Regions from separate parts of the Homo sapiens genome. Here region 2 is linked to region 1. A link is a contact called in ENCODE Hi-C or POLR2A ChIA-PET data. All regions are on one chromosome and are shown on one strand. The core of a region is the stretch at or near the end of the contact, and the rest is flanking DNA. Distances in the headings are between cores, read along the strand shown. Region 1 holds the start of POT1 (protection of telomeres 1). Region 2 overlaps POT1-AS1 (POT1 antisense RNA 1).

The links. A loop is a pair of places that touch in the nucleus more often than their neighbours do. ChIA-PET counts read pairs that join two places held with the same protein, here RNA polymerase II (POLR2A). Pooled maps may share reads with other maps.
Region 2: a map of IMR-90 shows a loop between it and region 1 (14-fold over the local background). The contact joins the enhancer-like site here to the promoter of POT1 in region 1. A Hi-C loop is called at or near these places in 1 of 168 maps with a recorded cell type or tissue (IMR-90) and 4 of 50 pooled maps. POLR2A ChIA-PET finds 5 or more read pairs at or near these places in 1 of 52 experiments (WTC11).

The regions. Positions count from the first base shown.
Region 1 is chr7:124,926,565-124,931,990 of GRCh38, reverse strand. It overlaps POT1 (protection of telomeres 1), which reads left to right and starts at 2,166. Exons shown (of 19, transcript NM_015450.3): 1 at 2,166-2,197; 2 at 2,992-3,176. POT1-AS1 (POT1 antisense RNA 1) reads right to left here and starts at 2,118. Exons shown (of 8, transcript NR_125719.1): 1 at 1,975-2,118. RefSeq lists enhancers at 1,882-2,176, 1,931-2,230.
Region 2 is chr7:125,058,524-125,063,751 of GRCh38, reverse strand. The region is part of intron 3 of POT1-AS1 (POT1 antisense RNA 1); the gene reads right to left. Among named protein-coding and RNA genes, the nearest start is that of LINC02830, 92 kb to the left of the region's middle. Within about 2 kb of position 1,556, at least 3 of the 41 ENCODE cell types and tissues checked have a DNase peak (open chromatin) inside an H3K27ac peak, as active enhancers do.

The DNA.
Region 1 (5,426 bases), core at 917-3,416:
TCTGCCACTAATTGGGAGATTATGCAGAAGAAATAAGATTGGAAGTTACTTGAACGTGTAGGAAGTGTTGTGTCCCACAGGAACTGAGAACAACCACTTTAACAAAATAAAAGGACTTACGTATACCTCTATTAGACATCTTCATCACATTCTACAGAACATGGATACTTACAGGCTAAACAGATTATGAGAAATTTTAAAAGATTCAGTTGGTAGAAGGTAAGAGGAAAACTAGGACCATGTTGTAGCACAAAGAATGTTTTCAAAAATATGAGACTAAAAATGTCCTTTTGGGTTAGCAATAAAGAGTTCTTCAGTGGTTTTTCTAAGGGCAGTTTAAGTGTAATGGGGTGGTGGGGGGCAGGGGTGGGATGGAGGGGTGGAAGTCAGAAGTAAGATAAACAGTTTTCCTCAGCATTTGTTCATTCAACAAATATTTAGTACCCACAGAGGAGTGTGAGACTGACTGGGCAACATAGTGAGAACTCGTCTCCACAAAATTTTTTTAAAAAATTAGCCGGGTGTGGTGGCCTGTGCCTGTAGTCCCAGCTACTTAGAAGGCTGAGGCCAGAGGATAGCTTGAGCCCAGGAGTTCCAGGCTGCAGCGAGCTATGATCTCGCCACTGCACTTCAGCCTGGGCGACAGAGCAAGAGCCTGGGAGAATGTGTTTAAATGGTGACGGGAAAGAATGAATAAAAGAAGGAAAGCTTAAAATACATTAAGAGAAAATATATTGATGATGATGGAAGGGAGATGAAATTGGTCAGGGTCCAAAGCCCATGTGGAGGGCTTCACATAAAAAGGAGGAATAGTATTTCTCAGCCGGATGCAGCCAGAGATGGAAGGAGGATAGCATCTAAACCTTCCCTATAGTTTTCCTCAAATGGACAGCTCCTGAGTTCATGCACTTGTCACCCCGGCTTCTGCGTGGGATATAACTACAGGGATGGGGAGGGGAAACAGGAGATGGGCTAATACTGAATGCTTCCTGTTGATTAAAAAGGCACTTCAAACATAGCTGGCTGGGCACAGTGGCTCATGTCTGTAATCCCAGCACTTTGGGAGGCCAAGGTGGGCGGATCACAAGGTCAGGAGTTCGAGACCAGCCTGGCCAAAATGGGAAACCCCGTCTCTACTAAACAAATACAAAAATTAGCCAGGCATGGTGGCCTGCGCCTGTAATCCCAGCTACTAGGGAGGCTGAGGCAGAAGAATTGCTTGAACCCGGGAGGTGGGGGTTGCAGTTAGCCGAGATTGCGCCATTGCACTCCAGCCTGGTGACAGAGCGAGATTCCGTCTCAAAAAAAAAAAAAAAGTTAGCTATATCCTCCTGCAAATATGTATATAAAGAAGATATTTTAGTTCAAATTAGCCTTGGAAATATTCATGTAATTCTTTATTACATTTAGTTTCACACTAGGATGATTTCACTTAAATGATTGAAGGCATATATCTGGAATTAGCAGAGAATTCATGTTTAACAATTTATCATTATAAATGATAAATTATAATATTTATCAATTATAAGTTATAATAAATATTAAATAAACTATAATAAACCTATAAAATAAATTATAATAAATATTAATTATACCACAAAATCATGGCCCTATAAAACAATGACAAGGTTAATCAAATCTGTCTGTAAATAGCAAGACTCAATGGTGGCATTATGCCAATGCCCGAAATTACTATAAAAACTCCCAAATAACATTGTTATCCTTGTAAATGCTTCCTTGTAAAGACTGCAGTAGGTGCCTATTTCTTGGAGGAAGAGAACTGGACATTAAAAGAAAGGCTCTGCCTACAGGAGCTTCGAATCTACCAAAGGGAAGCTCAAATCCCGCCCAGCGGACCCGCCCGCTTCCCCTAAGCTTGCCTCCCGCCACGAAAGCTGGAAAGTCACTGGGGGCGGAGCTAAGGGGAGCTGCGAGAATTCCGGGGGATGTGACCGGACTGGGCGGGGCCTGTACCTTGGCCCTGCGCTCCCGTTGACGTCGCATCCTGTCAGTATTTCGCCAAACCTCCAGGCGCCATCAGTGTGTGAACCGTTACGCAGCTGGTCCACCGCGGGCGGAGAACAAGCGACTATGCCCAGGGATCCTGCACGCATGCGTGGAGCTGAACCGTCAGCGTGCGTGTGACGTCACCTGCGCGCCCGCCTAAACTCTTCCTAGGGTTCTTTCTAGAGTACGGGTGAGTGAAATTTGTAAGGTTTGGTGTGTTCATTTGAGTGGGTGCCAGACGTAACGGGCCCGGGATTGAATTAGTTTAGATCAAAATTTGATGTAATTATCGCAGAGAAACGCTTTCTTACGAGTGTTTATCTCGAGCCTGCTGTGTTCAGCATCTTTCTTGGTGTTTTGGGAGAAGCAGACAGGAGTTAAGTCCAAGTCCCCGCCCTCACAGAGCTCAGGTGGCTTGGGGGAAGGTTGGTGCGCAAACATTAAAATTAGATATCGACACTAGTGAGTGTCCCCGTCAAGAGGTCTGTGAAATAAGGTTGAGCCTACGATGCAGAAGTTAATCTCAGTTCAGTAATTTTTGTTTCTTCATTTATTTAGCGGGTGAAGGGAGGGGGCCACAGAAACATGTTGGAGTACGATGCTTTTGGTGCACAGTTTGTCTATACAATATTACAGCTCCCGTGGGGGTTAAAAAAAAACACGATTTTTCAGCCTCCCTCTTCCCCAATAAATTTTACATTTTAAAGCACAATGTTAAAAGCGTTTGTTAGTGACGTTACAGATCTTAAAACTGGCTTTTTGGAGGTACTTTACGCAGCTAAGTAGAAAATGGTTAAGTTTCAGTTCCTTGGAAGAATGTTTTGTATTGATCTTTGCAATAAAATTGTAAAATAATCCATCCTCCTGTCACCCCCCAACCCCGAACCGTGTTAACTATAATAAGGAAAAGCATAACTAAGTCAAAGAGACTTAAAGCAAATTATTGACTTCATTTTGGGTAAAACACTGGTTTTGTATTTTCAGCAGCAAGTTGTCAGATTCCCTAGTTGAATTTGCTTTGGACATCAGTGTGAAGCAGAACTGATATGCCACTTGAATTAATAAAGGAAGTCAATGGGGTGCCTGAAGTTCAGCCGCTGAGTAAATTACATAAAGTAGATTTCGGATCCCTACAGCCAGGTTACAATTATAGCAAGAAATATATTCAGGTAAGAATTTCTATAACTCAGAATGCTTTTTCCTACTAAAAGGAATGCAGTTTTTAAGTGTTGAGTTTATTTATGAGAACTGGTTTAGGTATGGTTTTTATCTTTGTCATAACATTTGAGATTGAATATTTCAATAAGTTATTCTTATTCAGTACTTATTTAGCGAACAATTATCAAATTCGTGTGTGAAACATTGGAGTAAGTTTCTGAGGTACAAAGATGAATAAATATAGTCCCGGAACTAAAGATAATCACATTTCTGTGGGGTCTGACAGATCAATCACCTGATCTCCAATTAAAATTAATAGGTGTGATATTAGCATTGTGATGTGTGAACATGAGAGAGCTTTTGGTTCTGACAGATCACGAAAGTTGAGCTGGAACTTACGGGATAACAGACTGTGCTGTACCTTCCTTTGAGGTAAAAAGCAGTCCTTATGTGCATGTTGAGGAATTTGGATATTACTCTAAAAGCTATGGGAAGTCTTTAGTAGGTTTTAGCAGGAGAAAGACATGATTTACTTTGAGTTCAAAAAACTTTGCTCCTAGGTAGAGAATATATTGGCGAATGCAAGATTAGAGGAAAGATGTTTAGTTAAGAGGCAATTACAGTAATTTAGGTGAGAGTTGATGATGATCTGGGCCAGTGGCAGAGGGGATGATGGGAAGGATATTGAAAAAAGATAGTAATAATAATAACTAAAGTTAACATTCATTGCATTTTTTTCCATGCGTTAGGTAGTTTTTACGTATATTATTTAATCATCACAAAGACCTATGACATAGGTACTGTTATTAAAGACACTGTGTTTCAGAAAGGTTAAGCAATTTGCCTGAGATCATATTGATGATATGAAGTAGAGCAGGAATTTGAATATAGATGATTTCCTTTAGACCTGACAGGATAAAGAAGCAGAATCAGTAGGTCTTAGAGAACAATTAGACTAGAGTGGCAAAGAGAAATTCAGGAAACTTCTGTTTCTAATTCCTAGCCAACAAGGAGAAGAAAATAGGGGGTACATACTTAGGGAGAAACATGATAAGTTCAATTTTGGTCATATTTGAAAGGTCTTTAGAGGTATATAAATAGTAGTGTGCAGTAGGCAAGTGGATTGGGGAGTTTGAAGCCCAAAGGGACTCTCATTTAGATGGGTTTGAGCCAAAGCATAGAAGAGAAGAGAACCATGTTGAAGGAGTCAGTGAAAGAAAGTAGTATGAATAAGTAGCAGAGATGGTCTAGAGAAGGAGGAAGAAACTCAGGAGTCTTTGATACGTAAGAATGCAAGTTTCAATAACACTTGTATAGATTGTTGTCTAGTAGGCACTCTCCTAAATGCTTTGTATATGTAATCTCTTTGTATATGTTCTCTCCTAAGAACTCTAAGTATTATTCTCATTTTATAGCTGGAAAACAAACACAGGTTAAGTGATTTATTCAAGGTCTAATAGCCAGTAAGTGGCTGAGCAGTGATTTGCATTCCCATTGTCTTTGCTACTAAACAGAGCATTATGTTGCTATTAGATGCTCAAAGGTCTGAAAAGTATCTGTTCATTCTAATAACCAAGAAATTATTGATCACTTGGAAAGATTAGTTTTGCTTAAACACTAAGAGCAAATTCATTTTTCAGTAGTTTGAGGATTGAATGTCAGGTGAAAAAATGAAAGCAGAAAATGTCTTTCAAGAAATGAGTTGTGATACTTTTGATAATTTAAACAAAATTTTTAAAATTTATTTTGTAAATAGGTGTGGGAAACAAGTGCAGTTTTGCTATGTTGATATATAGCACTGTGGTAAAGTAAGGGCCTTCAGTGCATCTGTCACTGGAGCAATGCAGCTTGTACCCACCAAGCAACCTCCCATCATCCACTCCACTCCTAATCCCCTACCCCTCCAAGTTTCCATTGTCCATCTCTGTACACTCTGCTTCTGTGTGTACACATTATTTAGTTCACATTTTTGAGTGAGAACATGCAGTATTTCTCTTTCTGTGTCTCAGTTGTTTCATTTAAGATAATGGTCTCCATTTCTATCCATGTTGCTGCAAAAGACATAATTTCATTCTTTTTAATGTCTAAATAGTATTGTGTACATATGTGACTTTTTAAATCCAGTCCTCCATCGATGTACACTTTGGTTGATTGCATATCTTTGTGATTTTGAATACTGCTGTGGTATACATATGAGTGCAGGTCTCTTTTTTATTTAATGATTTCTTTTCCTTTGGGTACATACCCAGTAGTGGGATTGC
Region 2 (5,228 bases), core at 307-2,806, 130 kb before region 1:
ATATATAAGATATAAACAATATATAAGGTCACAATATATATTATTAGTTCTGTCTCTCTGAAGAACCCTAATAAAACATCTTCTTCAAGAAGTCCCACCTCATCTTCTTATATTTATGGAAGTTTAATTGTAAAAATAGCCCCAATTCTCTACCTTTTTCTCTGTCCACATCTTTCGTCCTGTGACTTTTCAGCTTCTTCCTTCATGAGGTAGAGAATTTGGCCATCCAAACCTCAGCCTCAATAACCTTGCCCACTTCCTCATACTCTTTCTTGGAAGAGAACCAGTCCAGGATGGATTAGCTGAAGGTTGAGAGAACATGCGAATCAGAGACAAGATGACCCAAATGAAATAGTCCTAAAGAATCCTGTTCCCAGCAATAGAAATGCGTTCTGCCAAGACTAGGTCACCAAATCAAGGACTGGTAAGCAAAAACATCTATTGCTGTATGTCACTGAATGTTTTAGTTGTTTGTTAGACAGCATTATCCTGACAATAGATAATTGGCCATTCTCTACGTAATATAAGAAACTGAGCACATCTTTAATGAAAGGACTGAGGATGAAGACTTGAAAAACATCAAAAGAAAAAAAAATAAAACAACAAGTTACCATTTGAGCACTTACTAAGTACCAAATAGTAAGCTAAATAATGTAGATACAATACCCCCCCACACACATATGTAATCCCATTTAATTTTTTAAAAAAATCTTTAGAGAAACTGATCAGAAGAAAACAAAGCTGAGGGAATTTAAGTAACATCTAACTTATCACTGTGATTTGTGCTCAGTTTTATCTGACTCCAAAGTTTTGTTTCAACTCCTCAGAGTTACTGTCTTTCAATACAGATTTATTCATAACTTGAAAAGCCTCTGCATTTCTTAACTATAACTTGATTAACAGATAGTTTGGTCAATGACTTAGATATAGTTTCTAGAGTAATCATGAATTATTACCCCAAACTGGTTTTGGCTTCATCTGTTAGAAACTAGGAATCAAAACTAGTCTAGATAAAATAAATAAGACACTTTCTAATAATAATATATCCATTTAGAAATAATTAACAAACTAGTAAATTCTAAAGAAATTTCAAATCACATATACAATCTGAGGACAATTGAGAACTAACTTATTTAATTAGTAATACTAGAAGGAATGGGTCGAATTAAGGGAAGGGATATTTCATTGTTCTGTTTTCAGAGTCTTTAGAGAGCAAATTCTCTTTTCTAAAAGCCTAGTGTAATATAATTTTGTAGAAATTATTCGATGAGATAAAAAATAATGTAAACAGTTGTCAAAAAAACGAATGTACTTCTTTTTCGAAAAGATTATCTTGAAATTTTATGGGCATAGGAATATTACTATGCAGTGTTCCTAGGAGAATTCGTGTCCAATTTAAAGGAAAATTGTCATCAGCTTTACTGAATAAAATTTCCCCGTGCTGCTTACTCCCCAAAGAAAAGGAGAAGTCTGTTTTTCTGTTCTAGAAGCTGCCAGTCATGCTGCAGTGAACATGAGCCATCATATGAGTCACTTTCTTTCAGCCCTAATCTCTTTTCACAGTGACAAATGAATCACAGAAATCAATCTCAACTCTGACTCTAAAAAATTTTCTGAGGGATTTTTATCTGAAGAGAGTCAAGACAGGCAACCTAAAATTTCACTTTAGGAGACAAACAAAATGAGTGTGAGCTCAAGCTTGGAGCCAGGTGTGTCTTGAAAGGGTTTTGGAGTTCTGTTTGGCATAGTGGAGAGTGCTCAGGCTCTGGAGACAGAATGGATCTAAATCCAAATCCTGTCCCATGGCCTATTAGCTGTGTGAGTGGGTAGATTAGTCAACCTCTGCAGGATTTAGTTTCTTCATTTATCAAAAAGTAAGGATAATAGTATCTACATGGTAAGATTTTTATCAGTCTTAAACAGCATATTTAGGCTTTTCTTAAAAAAACATTCTAACAAAAGCATTGATCAGAAATCAAACAGGCACTAATCCATCCCACAATTATTTTACATTATATTACTTAGTTCTATAAAATGTGGGGTTTTTTTTTTTTTGCTACTGCTTGCCTGAATATGTTGATTCAATCTCACTAATTAAGTGGCTATTTCTCAAAAGCATTGCTTTCTATTTACTTTTAAAAGCCTCCTTTAGTTCTGAATACTTTACAGATATTCTGCCCATAGAAGGAACTCAATAAACATAATGAGTAACGATCCAGCTATGTACTATAAAGAAAAGACTGTGCAGCCATAAAAAAGTATGAGTTCGTGTCCTTTGCAGGGACATGGATGAAGCTGGAAACCATCGTTATCAGCAAACTAACACAGGAACAGAAAACCAAACACCACATGTTCTCACTCATAAGTGGGAGCTGCACAATGAGAACATATGGACAAAAGGAGGGGAACATCACACACCAGGGCCTGCCAGGGAGGTGGAGGGCAAGGGGAGGGAGAGCATTAGGACAAATACCTAATGTATGCGGGGCTTAAAACCTAGATGACGGGTTGACGGGTGCAGCAAACCACTGTGGCACATGTATACCTATGTAACAAACCTGCACATTCTGCACATGTATCTCAGAACTTAAAGTAAAAGAAAAAAAAAGAGTGAACTGTTGCTCAACTATGTATTTGTATAGATTTGGAAGGCACTGAAAGGATCACATCAAAAATAAAACAAAGTAACATATGTACCAATGCTATTTCTGCTCATTAGTAAAGTTTTATACTATGTCCATGGTTCTTTCTTCCCCACAGAATCTAAACCATTGCTTCATGAACAAGTTCAAAACACATAATTTGTTTCCCAGTCATTAGTAAGAATTGGTAAGGTAATACTGAATACCTCAATTGAACTTTTGATGAATATTCTGGTCTGTCTACTTATTAGACACAATTACAGTCAGGTTAACAGGCCTTAGTGGTTGCTGAGCTCCTGTTGCTACTCATTAGAAAATTCTGGAGCCAGGGCAATGTAGAAGGAAAGGTGTTTATTAAGTTTCATTTTTTATGCTGAACAAAGTCCCATTATTAGCATGCATTGAGGCATTTCCCCTTATACTAAATTAACTGCCTTTTAAAAGACATCTATATTTAATGACATTAAATCAGTGGTTGAAGGGATGCTTGCAGGACTTCTGATGAAAGACTGTGTCTTGCTGTAAATAAAATGCAATGTAAACATGCCTCTGGGATGAATGTTAACTGACTATTTTTAAATATTAAAAAAAATAAATATACAAGCTATTTTGTGGCTAGTTACATGGAATCATCACAATTTTAAGTTTTGGTTTTGTTTTCTTTTGTTCCATTTTTTTCAGACCCAGCACAGAAGTTATTGGTGTGTATGTGTATGTTTTGTGTGAGCATATGACTTTAAAATTATTTCAAATTTGTTAGGTAGCTCTAGTTTTAAAAACCACTAATGAGCAGCTTTTTTTATACCCAAATTGTCTTATGACTTGAAAAGAAAAAAACAATAAAAATATGAGCAAAAAATGATACTTTTTATTCCTTTCACCTCCAAATGCATAACAAACTTTTCTTTTTAAGATATAGGCATATAAAATGAGCATATCATTAGACAGTTATTTGTCAAGCCTTAGGAGCTGCTTTTATTTTAATACTTCAACAATATTTATCTGTATTTCCTAGAACACTGAAAAGATTATACTTTATTAATATAGCACCATCTTCTGGCAAATATTAAGAAAAGCAGTTGGTTTTGTACCAAAAACGTATTGAAATCACTTAAAGAATTTAATGAAAAATTGATCGTTCATAACAAATGTATAGAATGGCTTTCTACAGGGCTTTCTTAACATTTTAATATTACATTAATTTGCTACTCATTAACCTTGACTTCTAACCTTTTCCGGGAAGTTTAAACACTGTCAAATTGCTACCGCATGGCATATATTCAATTAAACAAAATTGTAAGACAAAGCTTTGTATAATATATGTCTTTATAGATAATCTAGAACTTTAAATGTAAATATATATATTACATGCATTTATAAAAAACAAAATATATTTGGTTAATCATTTTAAAAAGTAGAACTATTTCTTCCACTGTATTTCAAGTAGAAATTCTATGAATAAGACCCAAAATATAGGAACTGGCCAACATTAACAGTAATAGAAAAATGATGATCAAAATGGATGAATTTTCTAAATACATCTCATTAAAAGTTAAATGCAAACAAAATTTAACAAAAGTTTTCAGTATATATGAAAGAAAAAGTAAAAGGGCTAATAACTCCAAAATATCATTATAATCATCGTCAATGACAAATGCTAACCTCCTTAATGTCAGTAGTTCTAATAAATCAATTAGAAAAAGATAGCGCCGGGCGCAGCGGCTCACGCCTGTAATCCTAGCACTTTGGGAGGCCAAGGCGGGCGGATCACGAAGTCAGGAGTTTGAGACCAGCCTGGACAACATGGTGAAACCCCGTCTGTACTAAATAATACAAAAATTAGCCGGGCGTGGCAGCGGGCGTCTGTAGTCCCAGCTACTTGGGAGGCTGAGGCAGGAGAATGGCGTGAACCCGGGAGGCGGAGCTTGCAGTGAGCCAAGATCGCGCCACTGAACTCCAGCCTGGGCGACAGAGACTCCGTCTCAAAAAAAAAAAAAAATTAAATAAATGAAAAAGATAGCTACAATAGAATGACACATAAATGAGATAAACACAATTTTATACGTGAAGGAATAAAAATTAAACAAAGAACAAGTTTAATTTAAAAATCCAAAAAACACTTATGCAATTAACTATAAACAACAAAAACAACAGTTTCGGTTTTTCAGAAAAAATTAAAGATTGGTTAATTAATCCTTTTAGAAGTATAAATTTGAACAATATTTCTGAAGAGTTACTTAGCAAAATATCCCCTCAGAAAAAGACTTTTTAAAAAATGTATATATCCAAAATGTATATATCCTCAGAAAATAACAAAGCATATAAGAAATGTGCTAATAAGAAAACCTAAAAATTTGAGTTTGTTTTATTTGGTTGTGTTTTGCATAGGGAATCTTTGGAAACAATCTAGATAATTTAAAATAGAGGATTATATAAGTTGCAGTATTTATGTGATAAAATGTTGTTATTAGTTGACACGATGCTCACAAGATATTGTTCAGTAAAATAAAGAATTAAAGAAAATGAACAGAGTAATACACACATTATGATCTCATGGAAAATGAATGGATGGATGGATTAGAACAT